3 separate regions of the Homo sapiens genome follow, and all the other regions are linked to region 1. Evidence: chromatin loops called from intact Hi-C (ENCODE). Cell type or tissue: CD4-positive, alpha-beta T cell. All regions are shown on one strand.

The links. Hi-C counts contacts between places; a loop is a spot of excess contacts. Peaks named below come from ENCODE experiments on the same cell type or tissue, not always from the same donor. Only the 100,000 strongest peaks of a DNase experiment are listed, where the experiment ranks them.
Region 2: a loop joins it to region 1, with 4 times the contacts of the local background. A loop is called at or near these places in 10 of 110 quality-filtered maps.
Region 3: a loop joins it to region 1, with 3 times the contacts of the local background. A loop is called at or near these places in 2 of 110 quality-filtered maps.

What each region holds. Positions count from the first base shown.
Region 1 is chr21:33,372,959-33,377,958 of GRCh38, forward strand. No RefSeq gene overlaps it. Among named protein-coding and RNA genes, the nearest start is that of IFNGR2, 28 kb to the right of the region's middle. In CD4-positive, alpha-beta T cell, CTCF peaks have their summits at 1,882 (motif pointing left) and 2,082; a DNase peak (open chromatin) is centred at 1,863.
Region 2 is chr21:32,937,871-32,942,870 of GRCh38, forward strand. No RefSeq gene overlaps it. Among named protein-coding and RNA genes, the nearest start is that of LINC01690, 19 kb to the right of the region's middle. In CD4-positive, alpha-beta T cell, CTCF peaks have their summits at 2,740 (motif pointing right) and 2,941; a DNase peak (open chromatin) is centred at 2,761.
Region 3 is chr21:33,129,810-33,134,809 of GRCh38, forward strand. No RefSeq gene overlaps it. Among named protein-coding and RNA genes, the nearest start is that of LINC01548, 38 kb to the right of the region's middle. In CD4-positive, alpha-beta T cell, a CTCF peak has its summit at 2,383; no DNase peak of the experiment used is centred here.

The DNA of each region.
Region 1 (5,000 bases):
CCCCGTTTCTACTAAAAATACAAAAAATTACCCGGGCATGGTGGTGGGCGCCTGTAGTCCCAGCTACTTGGGAGGCTGAGGCAGGAGAATGGCATGAACCTGGGAGGCGGAGCTTGCAGTGAGCCGAGATCGCGCCACTGCACTCCAACCTGGGAGGCACAGCGAGACTCCGTCTCAAAAAAAAAAAAAAGAAATGAGAATGGGCGGGCGCCGTGGCTCACGCCTGTAATCCCAGCACTTTGGGAGGCTGAGGCGGGCAGATCATGAGGTCAAGAGATCAAGACCAGCCTGGCCAACATGGTGAAACCCCGTCTCTACTAAAAATACAAAAATTAGCTGGGCGCGGTGGTGCGCACCTGTAGTTCCAGCTACTCGGGAGCCTGAGGCAGGAGAATTGCTTGAATCTGAGAGGCGGAGGCTGCAGTGAGCCGAGATCGCGCCACTGCACTCCAGCCTGCTAATAGAGTGAGACTCCGAAAAAAAAAAAAAACAACGAGAGTGAGCCTCAGCCCTCCTGGGAAGCAAATGAAATGAACTTCAGGCCAGGAAATGAAGACTTGAAGGAATCCATAATCCCTGATTCAGGGAGGCACCTCTCCCTCCCTCTGATCTCAAGGTGCGTGGGCATCTACCAGGGTGAGAGATTTGCCTGAGGGCACTGTGATTCTGAAGAGGTTGGCCTGGCTCCTTAGCAGACAGGAGGCCCTTCAAGGCCCTGAGTTCATTCCTGTGGGTTCCAAGCATGGCCCCAGCATGGCAGCATTAACAAGTGACTGCCTGGGTAGGAATTCCCTTCCTTTACCCATAAACCTTCAGGGAAGTCACATTAAAGCTGTAATCTTGTCACCACTATCTCTTTGGAAAATGAAGGGAGGGATTTATGCCCAGAGTTGGCTGAACCAGTAGAGAGACAAGCAAAAGGCAGGAGGTGCCAGTGTGGTGAGCAGACCCCTTGGGGAATAGTAAGCAGGCTCTGCTACCAGATGACCAGTTTCTTCGAAACTGGGAGAATTCATCTGAAATGATTATTTATGAAGTTCAAGTATATATTCACCCTGAGCAAGAAGAGTTTATTTGATTTCATTAAAATCATAACTGCATGGAAAACAAGTTGGTAAAATAAAGCATTTGTGTTGCACGTGTTTTCCTCTAAAATTAAACTGGGATTATACCCAAAAGCTGCCTTCTGTAACCAGCTCTGTACCAGTTTGGCTGGTATCTACTTCCTGAAACTCACATCTTTATGACAATAATCATCAAGAATAAATACATGAAGCAAAGCTGGGTCTTCCTAGTTCTGTTGCTGCTTGTCACTTCAGGGAAAGGAAGTTGAAAGAAAGAAGACCGAGTATATTTGTTCATCCTACAAACTGTGTGAGTGTATTGTATGCCCTATAAGGTGCACATCTACTCATTGCCAGGTTCAAGGATCTTTGACTTGGACAAAGTAGAAATTTGGGATGTATACTGCTTTTGGGACTTTCCTTCAACTGTAAACAATTATTATGGAGAAGCATACATTTCTCTGATTCTTTGTTGGCCTTTCAGCCTCTTGACCCACTTCCTCAAATGTATAGTGGTTTTTATATTAAATTTTCCCCTTGACTAAGCAAAGCATGTAGTGTCCAGTTACACTTCCTCTTCAATAGGGAAATGCTTATTTTTTCTATTTGTAGAACTTAAAAGCAAACAGTTGCAATATGAAAAAAATTACTTAGTTCACCCCCCTAGAGTGTGGAAATGGATGATTCAGAATTATTATCAAGTATTTCTTTTGGAGGTTGTACAAAGTTCAGATTCGCAATTAGGCACAAAACAATGTCTTGAAGGGATAGGGACTCCAGGGTACAGTAACCCAATTTGAATTCCAGCCCTGCCACCTACTGGCCGTGTGACTTTGGGCAAATAACTTTAGGTCTCTGTACCTAAAACCCCAAGAAGTGCTTGGTAAGTATTATATAATAATTATAGTAATAAACATAAACTTGGCATGCTCATGCTCACATCGGTATCACAGGGACATTGTAAAGAGAAATGATGAGCATGCAGCTTCTAGCGCAGTTCATAGTTGCAGTATTATCTAGATGATTCTAGGGTCATGTGCTTCAGTCACTTTTTTTTTTTTTCAATAGAGGCAAGGTCTTGCTATGTTGCCCAGATTGGTCTTGAACTCCTGGGCTCAAGTGATCCTCCTGTCTCAGCTTCCCAAAGTGCTGGGATTACAGGCATGAGCCACTGCACTCAACCAAGACACATTTTCCTTCACACACACACACAAGTCCTCCATTATAAAATGGGAGGTGCTGATGCTGATTTTAAACCAAATCAAACCGTCCCACTCTTCAGTCTTTTCCCATCAACATAAGTAGCCACTCCTTCCTTCCAGTCGCTAAGGTCAAAAACCTTATGCCACCCCTGACTCCTGCCTTTCTCATGACCCGCATTCTATCTGTCAGGAAATCGCACCCATGCTACCAAAATACCTCCACTCTGACCACTTTTACCACTTCCACTGCTACTACCCTGGTCCAAGCCACCATTCAGAAAATTAGGACACATCTAAAAAGCATCTTCACAGAAACATCTAGAATAATGTCTGACCGAATGCCTGGGTAGCATAACCTAGTGAAATTGACACATAACATTAACTATCACATGATGTTAAATAAATGATCAAATAGTTGATCCATTAAAATAAGAGTTCAAATGGCTTAGTTTAAGCTAGTGTCATTGAAAGAAAAAAACACACCATTTAAAAAATATGTTCAGGCTGGGCAAGATGGCTCACGCCTGTAATTCCAACACTTTGGGAGGCTGAGGTGGGTGGATCACCTGAGATCAGGAGTTCAAAACCAGCCTGGCCAACATGGCGAAACCCCATCTCTTCTAAAAATACAAAAATTAGGGAGGGTGAGGCAGCAGAATCGCTTAAACCCAGGAGACAGAGGTTGCAGTGAGCTGAGATCGTGCCACTGCACTCCAGTCTGGGAAACAGAGCAAGACTCCATCTCAAAAAAAAAAAAAAAAAAAGTTCAAATTTCAGGGTTTTTAAAATAGACATATTTTTTTCTCTAATGCTAATTTCATTTAAGGTGTTTTCAAAAAGTTAAACAAAAATTTTTCTAAAACTAGATTGTGGTAGTATTTATATAACTCTGAAGTTAATAAGAATTATTGATGTATACATTTAAGATGGATGAGTTTGTGGCATGTAAATTATACCTAGATAAGGCTGTTTTTTTAATTGGGCAATAAATGAGCTGTTGATTATGTAAAAACATTCTATTTCAGGAAGAATATTTAAACAGAAAATTCCGGGGCTGAGACACAACTACACTTGATAGTATGCAATTATAAGTAGGATAAAATCGGGAGACACTTGAAAATTAGTATTACAGACAAAATCCTGAGTAGACACAAGAAAATAATATTTTTAAAATAATCTTTTAAAAATAATTTTTGGCCGACTGCGGTGGCTCATGCCTGTAATCCCAACTCTTTGGGAGGCCGAGGCGGGTGGATCATCTGAGGTCAGGAATTCAAGACCAGCCTGTCGAACATGGTGAAATACCAGCTCTCCTAAAATTACAAAAATTATCCAGGCATGGTGGCGGGTACCTGTAATCCCAGCTACTTGGGAGGCTGAGGCATGAGAATGGCTTGAACCTAGAAGGCAGAGGATGCAGTGAACCAAGACTGCGCCACTGCACTCCAGCCTGGGTGACAGAGTGAGACCCTGTCTCAAATAATAATAATAATAATAATAATAATAATTAATAATGATCTTTTTAAAAGGTAATAAGTTTTTTTCTTATAAATTTGAATGACACTGAAAATATCAACTGCTTTTGGAAGGAAAGAGCTAAAATGCACCCTTTGGATTTAGCCACAAAGAAGCCACTGGTGCCGTGACAGTGACACTCTCCCTTCGTGTTCAGCGACATCAGCACTGGGCTTCCGGAGGCACCTGGAGGAGGGAGCTTCCTTCCCACCTTGTCTTCCTCCAGCGCCACTCATCCCATGTAGGGGACAAACAAAACCTTCCAGAGGTGGGCACCGCTCACCTCTCGGTCCCTCATTTTCTCCCAGCAATCACACTGTGCTCAACCTGCCCTTTTCCTTATTTACTCTCCTTTCTATCTAGCACAGCCACCTTCTCTACTTTCTCCAATTTGCCAGTTTTTCTGGGATTTTTTTTTCCATGCTCTTAAAAATTTCCCATCCTCATGGCAGTGACCACAGTCACCGCAGCATTTTGACAGGTATGAAATGAGACTCATAGTTAGCCACTGTGTGCTCACCTGCTCTGAATATGGTGCCCTGAAAGTCCCTGGACTGTGAGAATTGACAGACACAGATGACCAGTCACCTCTTGACTCACATGAGGTCCAGAAACCCATCTGTACAGCTCCCTTCTTGCAAGGGATCTTAACTGGAGGAAGAGAAAACTCAGCCCCTTTTGACGAATGTCTCATGAATGCAGATGCTGGCTGGCGATAGAAAGGGTGGCAGAATTTGTAGACTGTAAGAACATTCTCCACCTAATTACCCCTTGGCCCAACCTCTATCATTCACTTGCTTCTCCAGTGCCCAGGAGCGATGGGACTAAGCAGGCAGTGCTGAAAGAACTGTGGGGACTCTGTCTGAAAGACCTGGCAAAAGAGCCGGAGCAGTCAGCAGCAGTGTCAGCAGCACAGAGAAGGCATAGCCAACAGCAACATAGCAGAGAAGGCAGGGCACAGCCAACAGTAGGGCTGCTTGCAGCAGGTGCATTTCTGAGGATATGTGTGAGCCCTGCTTTGCTGCCTAGGCTTCCCATCTGCTCTTCTCTCCCCACCCAGGAGCCCTTTGAAGAAATGGCGGAAGAGAAGGAGCCTTTCAAAAGCCAAAGCCTGGACTTCCAGCAACATAGCTAAGGGACAACTGGATTGTTGAGATTTGAGATTCTCTATAAAGGCGATACAGTATACACACACGCTGTGTGGAGCCTGGGACATTCC
Region 2 (5,000 bases), 440 kb before region 1:
TATAACCTGTGCACATCCTCCCATATATTTTAAATTATCTCTAGATTACTTATAATACCTAACGCAATGTAACTGCTATGCAAATAGTTGTTATACTGTATTTTAATTTGTATTATTTTTTATGGTTGTATTGTTATTTTTTATATTCTTTCAAATATATTCGACCTGTGGCTGGTTGAATGCACAGTTGTGGAAACTGTAGATGCCATGCTACAAATTGTGTGGCCTAAAACACAAAAACTTATTATCTGAAAACTCTGGAGGCTAGAAGTCTGAAATCAAGGTGCTTTCTTTGAGGCCTCTACGGGAGGAGGCTTTCTTATCTCTCCTGCTTTCTTTGAGGGCCTGCTTCCTTTGAGGTCTCTACGGAGGATGCCTTCTTCTCTCTCCCAGTTTCTGGTGGCCTCGGACCTGCTGTGACCTGTGGCTGCATCACTTCAATCTCTGCCTCCATCTTCACACGGCTTTCTCCTTGTGTCTCTGTCTTCTCATGGCTGTCTTCTTATAGAGGCACCAGACATGCTGGATTAGGGCCCACCCTACTCCAGCATGACCTCACCCGAATTACATCTGCAGTGGCTCTATTTCCAAATAAGGTCACATTTGTCTGAGGTCCTGGAAATTAGGACTTGAACATATCTTTTGGTGGGATACAATTCAACCCATGGCAGGTAGTATCAGGGCTTACCCTTAAATCTAAAAGCTGATGCTCAGGACTTATGCAGCATTTGGTGTTGATTTGGGATAATTTCTAGGAGTTGGGATACATGGGGGACTTTGGCCTGATCTCATAAACATTCAAGAAGGAAACAAGAAGAAATGAACGGAAACATCCTTTGCTTTCTGTTCCTCTGGGGGCAGACGGGGCAGGTTTGGTTGGTGAGAAATCTGGCATAAATCTTACAAGCAAATGTGCATGAGAAGGAGTCCTGTGGGACATTTTCTTGTGCGCATACACCTGGGAGATTTGATGAGCAGGGAATAGCTTATTTTTATGGATGACTTTCTGGTAACCAGATAGAAGATAGACACCCTGTGTCTCCTCTGCAATGTTTAGTTGCTTCTGTCAAAGACACAAAGTGACAGCTATGCTCCTGGATTCTGGAGAGAGATAAACAGGACTTGGTCGCAAATGGCAATTCAAAATGGAGGAAGGCTCTTCCCAGCTGGGCAAGGAGCATCCACTCCACAGCACAGCCTTTGGTAGTCACCTGCATCCACTCCTACCACTGCCACTTTGTTGTCTACACTCCCTAGTGGCAAACACTTGTACCCTCCTTATCTCAGCAGTGTGATAGCCAGCCTCCAAGATGGCCCCTAGTAATTCTCACTTCCTTGCATTCACATCCTGTATAGTCCCCTCCCATATACACAGAGCTGACTTGTGTAACCAATAGGATATTTAAGGAATAATGGTATTGACTTCAGAGGCTAGCTCATAAAAGTACTTCTGATGGCCGGGCATGGTGGCTCACGCCTGTAATCCCAGCACTTTGGGAGACCAAGGCGGGTGGATTGCTTAAGCTCAGGAGTTTGAGACCAGCCTGGGCAACATGGTGAAACACCTTCTGTACTAAAACTACAAAAGTTAGTTGGGTGTGGTGGCATGCACCTGTGGTCCCAGCTACTTGGGAGGCTGAGACTTGAGCCCAGGAGGCAGAGGTTGCAGTGAGCCAAGATTGTGCCACTGCACTTTAGCCTGGGCGATAGAGTAAGACCCTGTCTCTCACATGCACACACACACACACACACAATTGTAAATGACATCCAAAAATCAAAAAGAACTTTGAGTGGTAGTTTCATTTTCATTGAGGGGAAAGTGCTTTTAAAGTATGTATACTGGCCAGGCGCAGTGGCTCATGCCTGTAATCCCAGCACTTTGTGAGGCTGAGGTGGGTGGATCACGAGGTCAGGAGTTCGAGATCAGCCTGACCAACATGGTGAAACCCCGTCTCTACTAAAAATACAAAAAAATTAGCTGGGCTTGGTGGCACCTGCCTGTAATCCCAGCTACTCAGGAGGCTGAGGCAGAAGAATTGCTTGAAGCTGGGAGGCAGAAGTTGCAGTGAGCTGAGATCACACCACTGCACTCCAGCCTGGGTGACAGAGTGAGACTTCGTCTCCAAGAAAAAAAAAAAAAAGTATGTATACTGAGAGAGAGCACATTAGGTCAATCGATGGCGTGATTTTACCTCCTAGGGAACATAAGGGTACGTTTGACCATATCTGAAATATCTTTAGCTGTGACAAGGTGAGGGGGGTGCTGCTGGCCTCTGTTGGGTGGATGCCAGGGACGCTATTAAGCATTCTGCAAAGCACGGGACAGCCCCCACAACAGAGAGTGGTCAGGTCCCAAATGTCAGTGGTGCCAAGGTTGAGAAACTCTGCTTTAGAGACTAGCCCGACTCTGCCTGTGTGCCCAGGGAAGTGGGGTCAGAGTCTTTTTCCTTTTTCTCAGAACCGGTGTATGTGAGGTATGGGCAAGGTCAGTGGAACAGGAAAAAGTCATCGTAAAAGACACGCGGTAGTGAAATTTGAGGTCAGAAAGAATGCCGAAAACAGTGAGGAAGCAAACCAAAATTTGAGCTCAGAATTGCTACCTCTGTTGTCCTTGGAAAGTTGAAGGATATTAAACTCTGAAAATGAGTTACCCGAAAGAATTCCTCCAGCTTTCTAAATAAAGGAATTGCGCCTTTGCTCAGGCACCTTTGCAACCTTAATGAGCTACTGCTGTCTTACTTGAGAACACCAGAGGGCGCTCAAGAGAGGAGGAGGCGACTGGCGACTATCAAGGTATTCTTGTATTTGTCTTTACACCGCCCTGGTCCCGAGGGTGAGAAGAAAGAAGACAGATTCAACTGTCTCTCTTTCATCTCAGCCCCTCATTAACCAACTTTGGTTCCTCTGCCATTCTTCTACTCAAAGAGCCTCGGCAAAACTTCCTGACACTGGAGCTAAATAAACCTTCGCCACGGGGAGACCGGCTCGCCGAAAGGGCTGAATCTTGGGTGTCTTTGTATTCTCAGCCCCTTGGTGCTTGAGAGGGAGATTTTGATTTGAAAACAAGCCCTGGAGAGGGATGCTAAGTGATCTCTCAAGGCAAGGCCTATGATTATTGCCTTTGGTAGTGAGTTTAGCGACACAATAATGGAAAGTTTGTTGGACCCCAAATCAGGCTCTAAGAAGTCTCAGTTTTGCCGTAACTACCTAATTAATGGGACTCAGATGCTCATCTGTAGACTTAGGTGGACTGCATGGTAATTTCCTAGGGCTGTTGCAATGAAGCACTGCAAACTGGGTGGCTTCAGCAACAAAAATATATTGTCTTGGTTCTAGAGGCTGGAAATCCAAGATCAAGGTGTCTGCGCAATTGGTTCCATCTGAAGTCGCTGTGGTAGAATCTCTTTCATTCCTGTCTCCCAACTTCTGGTGGTTTGCTGGCAATCTTTGCCATTTCTTCACTTATAGATGCAACATCCCAATCTCTACCTTTATCTTCACGTGGCATTCTCCCTGTGTATGTGTCTGTCTGTTCAAATTTCCCCTTTTCATAAGGACAGCAGCCATATTGGATTTGTGCCAACCCTGATGACCTCATCTTAAGACCCTGTTTCCAAATAAGGTCACATTCACAGGTACTGAGGGTTGGGACTTCAACGTCTTTTGCAGGAACACAATTCAACCCATAACAAATGGCTTCTAAAGTCTCTCCTGGTTTCTTGACATTACAGCTATGGAGTTTTGAGAACAGGACTTCCTCCACATGGTGCTAATGATGCATCCAGCCTACACCTCCCCGGAGGAAGGGGTAGTTGTTTTCAGCCAGAGAAAACTGATTCCAGCCTGGGCACTGGAAGGTTCAAGTTGATTGGTGACAATTCTTTCCGAGAGGCGGTTATCACTGCTTATTGCCACCCTCAGTGGTTTGGAATCACTTTGTTGCTGGTTGGAGTAAATGGAAAACATATTTAACTTAAAAAGTGAAACATACAATGCTATCATATTGCACAAGCAAACGTGGAGAGGGGCAGGGGGGCAACTACTGTTTCAAGATGATTTAAGAATTTGATCAAATGTCTGGCTGCACAACTGCGTGTTTTGAAAGCACCTCACAGATGGGTTCTATAATTGAGAAATGCATTTGTTCTTTGTTTGGTACATTTAAATAATGTGATTCAAAGTTTGGAGTTGAATGCCTTTCTGAAATGACTTCCCTCCATCTCGCACACACACGGTAGTGTGTTTTCACAGAACGGCGTGCAGTGGGGAAAGGACTGCATGCTTTTGGAAAGATGTAGCGCACATCCATGAGAAAATATGTCAAAGAATTTGCAAACAGACACAGAAAAGTAATAACCAAAAATAAGCATCTGTGAAGCCTTGCTTTGTGTTTAGAAAAGATAGGCCAGGCATAGTGGCGCACACCTGTAATCCCAGGTGGCTCACACCTGTAATCCCAGGGTTTTTCCAGAAAAACCCTCAGCACCTTTTTGTATCTAGGTCTTCCAAGAAAGAAAACATTAGGACCAGGTGCTGTGGCTCACACTTATAATCCCAGCACTTTGGGAGGCCAAGGCAGGTGGATCACTTGACCCCAGGAGTTTGAGACCAGCCTGGGCAACATAGTGAAACCCCGTTTCTATAAAAAATACAAAAATTAGCTGGGCATGGTGGCATGCTCTGTAGTCCCAGCTACTAGGGAGGCTGAGGTGTGTGGATCAGTTGAGGCCAGGCATTCGAGAGCAGTCTGGCCAACATGCTGAAACCCTGGCTCTACTAAAAATGCAAAAATTAGCCAGGCATGGTGGCACACGCCTGTAGTCTCAGCTACTTGGGTGACTGAGAGATGAGAAGCACTTGAACCTCGGAAGTGGAGGCTGCAGAGAGCCAAGATCACACCACTGCACTTCAGCCTGGATGACAGAGTGAGACTTTGTCTCAAAAAAACAAAAACAATACAGAAAAAAATAGCCACAGAGAATTAAAGACATGGCATATTT
Region 3 (5,000 bases), 240 kb before region 1:
TCGGTACATACTATCATCTCATTCTCAAATGCCATCCACACTTCTCTAGTTGTTTCAATCTCACTAAACTTTTATAGGCAAGGGACCCAATCCAGGATTGCTCATCACACAGAGTTGTCCCATCTCTTTAGTCTCCTTCAATCTAGAACAGTTTCTATCTCTCATGACCTTGACACTTTTGACAATAATAGGCCAATTATTCCGTAGATGTTCCTTAGTGTAGGTTTTTCAGGTGATGCCTTATTATGAGGGTCAGGGATGTCTTTGGCAGAAACATCATCATAGAAGTGATGCTGGGTTCATCTTGTATCTGGCCAAGTGGCACACAATTTTAATTTACCCCAGTCCTGGTGACTTACATGTAAACGAAATAATGAAGGTGATGTTGTCCATGTGCCTCCGCTGTAAAGTTACTTTTTTCCCCCTTTGTAACATACAAGGATCTTGTGGGGAGGTACGTGAGCCTTTGCAAATATCCCATTCCTCATCAGACTTCACTCACTGTTTTTAATATCCACCAGTGTTTCTTCGTTGGATGATTATGATGGTTGCCAATAAATGATTTTCTAATTCCATCACTTTCCTAATATTTATTAGTTGGAATTAGTAATTTTTGTGTAGAGATAGGGTCTCACTATGTTGCCCAGCCTGGTCTCAAACTCCTAGGCTCAAGCAACCCTCCCACCTCAGCCTCCCAAAGTGTTGGGATTCAGTTGTGAGCCACTGTGCCCCGCCATATTAGTTAGAATTCTGCTTTTTCCACTTATACATTCATCTGTTTGTTTATATCGGTAGGAACTCAAGCGTACTTATTTTACTTATCAGGTGATACTCTGCTCCTATCGTTATTCATTTTTATGCCTCAATTATCCCAGTTCTGGCCGGTAGGAGCTCCTTCACTCTGGCTTCTGGGTTCTCCGGACATGTGCCTATAATTCTTTGAGCCCTTCTTTACTTCCTGGCACAAGACGTTCTAGCTTCATCTTGTACTTTCCCTGACTCCTCATCCAGCCTTGGAATTGACCATTTCTCCAAGGAGTTTGGGTTCCTTTAAGTGGGGACTTTAGGAACCAAGATCTGAGCACTGATGTATTGTCTGCTCCCGGGTGGCACTGTTCCCAGGCCCTCCCAGTGAACGGAACTAGGCTACATTTATATACGAGTTGACACTGACACTTCCAATTCCAGTCCAACACCAAAGGGCTTATTCTAGGATTTTTCCCTTCCACATGTGTAACTCCCTTCTTCATTGATGAGAAACCTGGTTCCCTCATCGACCTTAACATACATGATGTTCATAAGGTCCAGAAACAGTTAAATATATATAATATTATTAAAGCCATCTCCAGTCTGTAAAGTAATAATCATAATGTTGTTTTCTATGCATTCAGAATCTACAGACACCCCGTATTGGTTATTGGACCTGTCCTTCAGTGTGTATACAGTGCCACCCTGGCACCCCTCGCAGCCTGCACAGGCACTCTCACAGCCCCCGCCACGCCACATCCTCCTACTCCTACTCCCTGGGAGTATCACACTGCCAAGATGACTCCCCTCTGGCATCGCTCGAATTCACTACTGGGCTAAAAGAATGCCTGGATTCTCCTTCCTCACCACGGATTGCACGACCAGATGTCCCAGCTGTTATCAGAGCTTTCATAAGGTCTGGAGTTCAGCAGGAAAGTCCAGGTGAAATAGGCTTGTCTTGCCACGTATCCCTGTCAACGCTATTGTTCTTTTTGTCCCTCTCAGTTTAGTAGCTGGACCAGTTTCCATCTGCACACCATTGTTCCGGTGGCCCCCTCTCCTGGAACACACTCCCCACCTTCTCTGCACCCTTGGGGCACAGTTCAGCCCCATGCTTTCCACAAAGCCTGGTCTGGTCCCACGATCCTTCTCAGGACTTCTCTTTTGTTCCCTGCCATCGTCCTCTGGATGCTCCATCTAACCCTTGCTTATATGCTGTGACTTACTGTTCTCTGTATCAAAGGAATAGTGTAGCAGGCTCTGTAACTATTTCACAAGGGCGCGAGGACACGACTACTTTACAGCCCCTTAGCATCCAATCAGAAGCTTGACTACTTTACAGCCCCTTAGCATCCAATCAGAAGCTTGACTACAGCCCCTTAGCATCCAATCAGAAGCTCGTCTCCTCCATACTCATTAAAAGGGCTACAATAAGAAACAAAACAAAACAACCAGAAAATGACAAGTGTTGGTGAGGATAGGGAGAAACTGGAACCGCTGGGCACCATAGGTGAGAATGTAAAATGGTACAGCCGCTAGGGAAAGCAGTATGGCCGTTTCTCAAATAATTGAAAATGGAAATACCATATAATTCAACAATTCCACTTCTGGGTAAATACCCAAAAGAATAGAAAGCAAGGATTTGAAGAGATATTTGCACACCCATGTTCAGAGCAGCACTATTCACAATAGCCAAAAGGTGGCAGTAACCCAAGTGTCCATCAAAACAAAATGTAGGCCAGGTGCTGATCACCTGAGGTCAGGAGTTTGAGACCACCTGGTCAACATGGTGAAACACTGTCTCTACTAAAAATACAAAAATTAGCCAGGTGGGGTGGCTTACACCTGTAGCCCCAGCTACTTGGGAGGCTGAGGTACAAGAATCGTTTTAACCTTGGAGGTGGAAGTTGCAGTGAGCTGAGACAGTACCACTGCACTCCAGCCTAGGCAATAGAGTAAGACTCCATCTCAAAAAAAAAAAAAAAAAAAAAAAAGGTAGCATAGATATACGTTTAAAGGAAGAAAATTCCAACACATACAACAACATGGATGAACCTTGTGGGCATTATGCTTAGTGAAATAAGCCAGACACGAAAGGACAAATACTATATGATTCCACTTACATCAGGTATCTAGATGAGTCGAATTCCTAGACAGAAAGTAGAATGGTGATTGCCAGGGTTTGAAGGGAGCAGGCAGTGGGGAGTTACTGTTTAATGGGTACACAGTTTCAGTTTTACAAGACCAGAGGAGTTTTGTATGGCTGGATGGTGGTGATGGTTGCACAGCAATGTGAACGTTTTGTTTATTTGTTTGTTTTTTTTTGAAACCAAATCTCGCTCTGTCGCCCAGGCTGGAGTGCAGAGGCACAATCTCGGCTCACTGCAACCTCCACCTCCCTGGTTCAAGCAATTCTCCTGCCTCAGCATCCCGAGTAGTTGGGATTACAGGCAAGTGCCACCACGCCCAGCTAATTTTTGTTTCAGTAGAGATGGGGTTTCGCCCTGTGGGTCAGGCTGGTCTCGAGATCCTGACCTCAGGTGATCCACCCGCCTCAGCCTCCCAAAGTGCTGGGATTACAGGCATGAGCCACTGCGCCTGGCTGTGAATGTTCTTAATGCCACTGAACTATACACTTAAAAAATGGTTAAGATGGTAAATTTTGGCTGGGCGTGGTGGCTTACGCCTGTAATCCCAGCACTTTGGGAGGCCAAGGCTGGCGGATCACAAGGTCAGGAGATCGAGACCATCCTGGTCAACATGGTGAAACCCCGTCCCTACTAAAAATACAAAAATTAGCTGGGCATGGTGGTGTGCACCTGTAATCCCAGCTACTCGGGACCCTGAGGCAGGAGAATCACTTGAACTAGGGAGTCAGAGGTTGCAGTGAGCTGAGATTGTGCCACTCCACTCCAGCCTGGGTGACAGAGTGAGACTTGGTCTCAAATTAAAAAAATAAAAAATAAAGAAAGATGGTAAATGTTATGTTACATGTATTTTGTCATAATTTTTAAAAAATCAAAAAGCTTGTCTGCTCATCTGTAAGGTGGGGAGGTGATGGTTGTGAAAACCAGATGAAGTGAAATACATAAAACACTACAAAGTTTGGTGTGTAGTAGGTGCTTAATAAATGATGATTATCATTATGGTTTTACAAAGTGGTCAGTAAATAACAGATTAACTGATTAATGGACTAAGAGATATATTGTTTCTCCTCCAAGGAAAACTTTCTTCATTGATATGACAGAGAATGGAGTGAAGGGGTGGCTTCATCGGAAGAGTTTGGCAGGCTTTTTATGTAGAGGCGAATGGGGTTGACTGACAGCACGTGGCGGCCCATTGCAAGGGTCCCTCCCACTGCGTCCAAACTTGGCCCATTAGAGTCATTTCTCTGGCATCAGCATCATCTCCAGAAGGCCCCTCTGTAAAAGTGCATATGTTAACCTAGAGGGAGAATCCATTAGCACCCTAATCCCCATTAGCAAGGAGTGTGTGGCTGGATTATCTTGCTGTCACCTGGCAGGAAGCGGGATCCTGTAGAGAAGGACACCAGTTAGCATATTGTCGCGGGGGAGAGGGGTGGGAAAGGCGAGAGAACAGCATGTGGTCCAGAGGCCATACCCAGATGGAGGCTGCAGTCAGCTCCCCAGTCAAAGGCAAAGCCCAAGTCAAAGCCATGCTTCCCTCTTGCCCACCTGCTCCAATGCCACCCACAGAGAGTGCGCCACAGCTCACAGGATGCAGGTCTGGTTGAATCTTAACAATAACTTTGTAAGGGAGGTGTCATTAGCTCCATTCTCCTGGCAGGAGGATGAGGCTCAAGGCAGCTAAAGGCTTTTGCTGAACATCAAGTGGTGAGCCAGGACTCAATGCCAGATCTTCTTGTTTCCCTGTTAGGTGTATGTAGCACAACTGGTATCTGCAGACTATGCTGCTGGAAGGGCTAGCCGTCACTGTTATCACAGCGACTGCTGCCTGAGATATGCCAGGTACTGCTGCAAGAAGTTTACAAATATAAGCTCACTTGATCTTCATAACATACTACCTAGGTACAATCATTATATTTATTTGACAGATACAGAGACAGAGGGGACACAGAAAGGATTAGTAACTTGCCCCAAACCACACAGCCAGCAAGGTGTAAGTGAGCACCTGCAGTCTAGATGAGACACCACTCAAAACGTCATTTTTCTGGCAGCCCCGTGCAGTTACCACAGTGGTCACCCCAGTGGTCAGCTAAAGGCCAAGCCCAC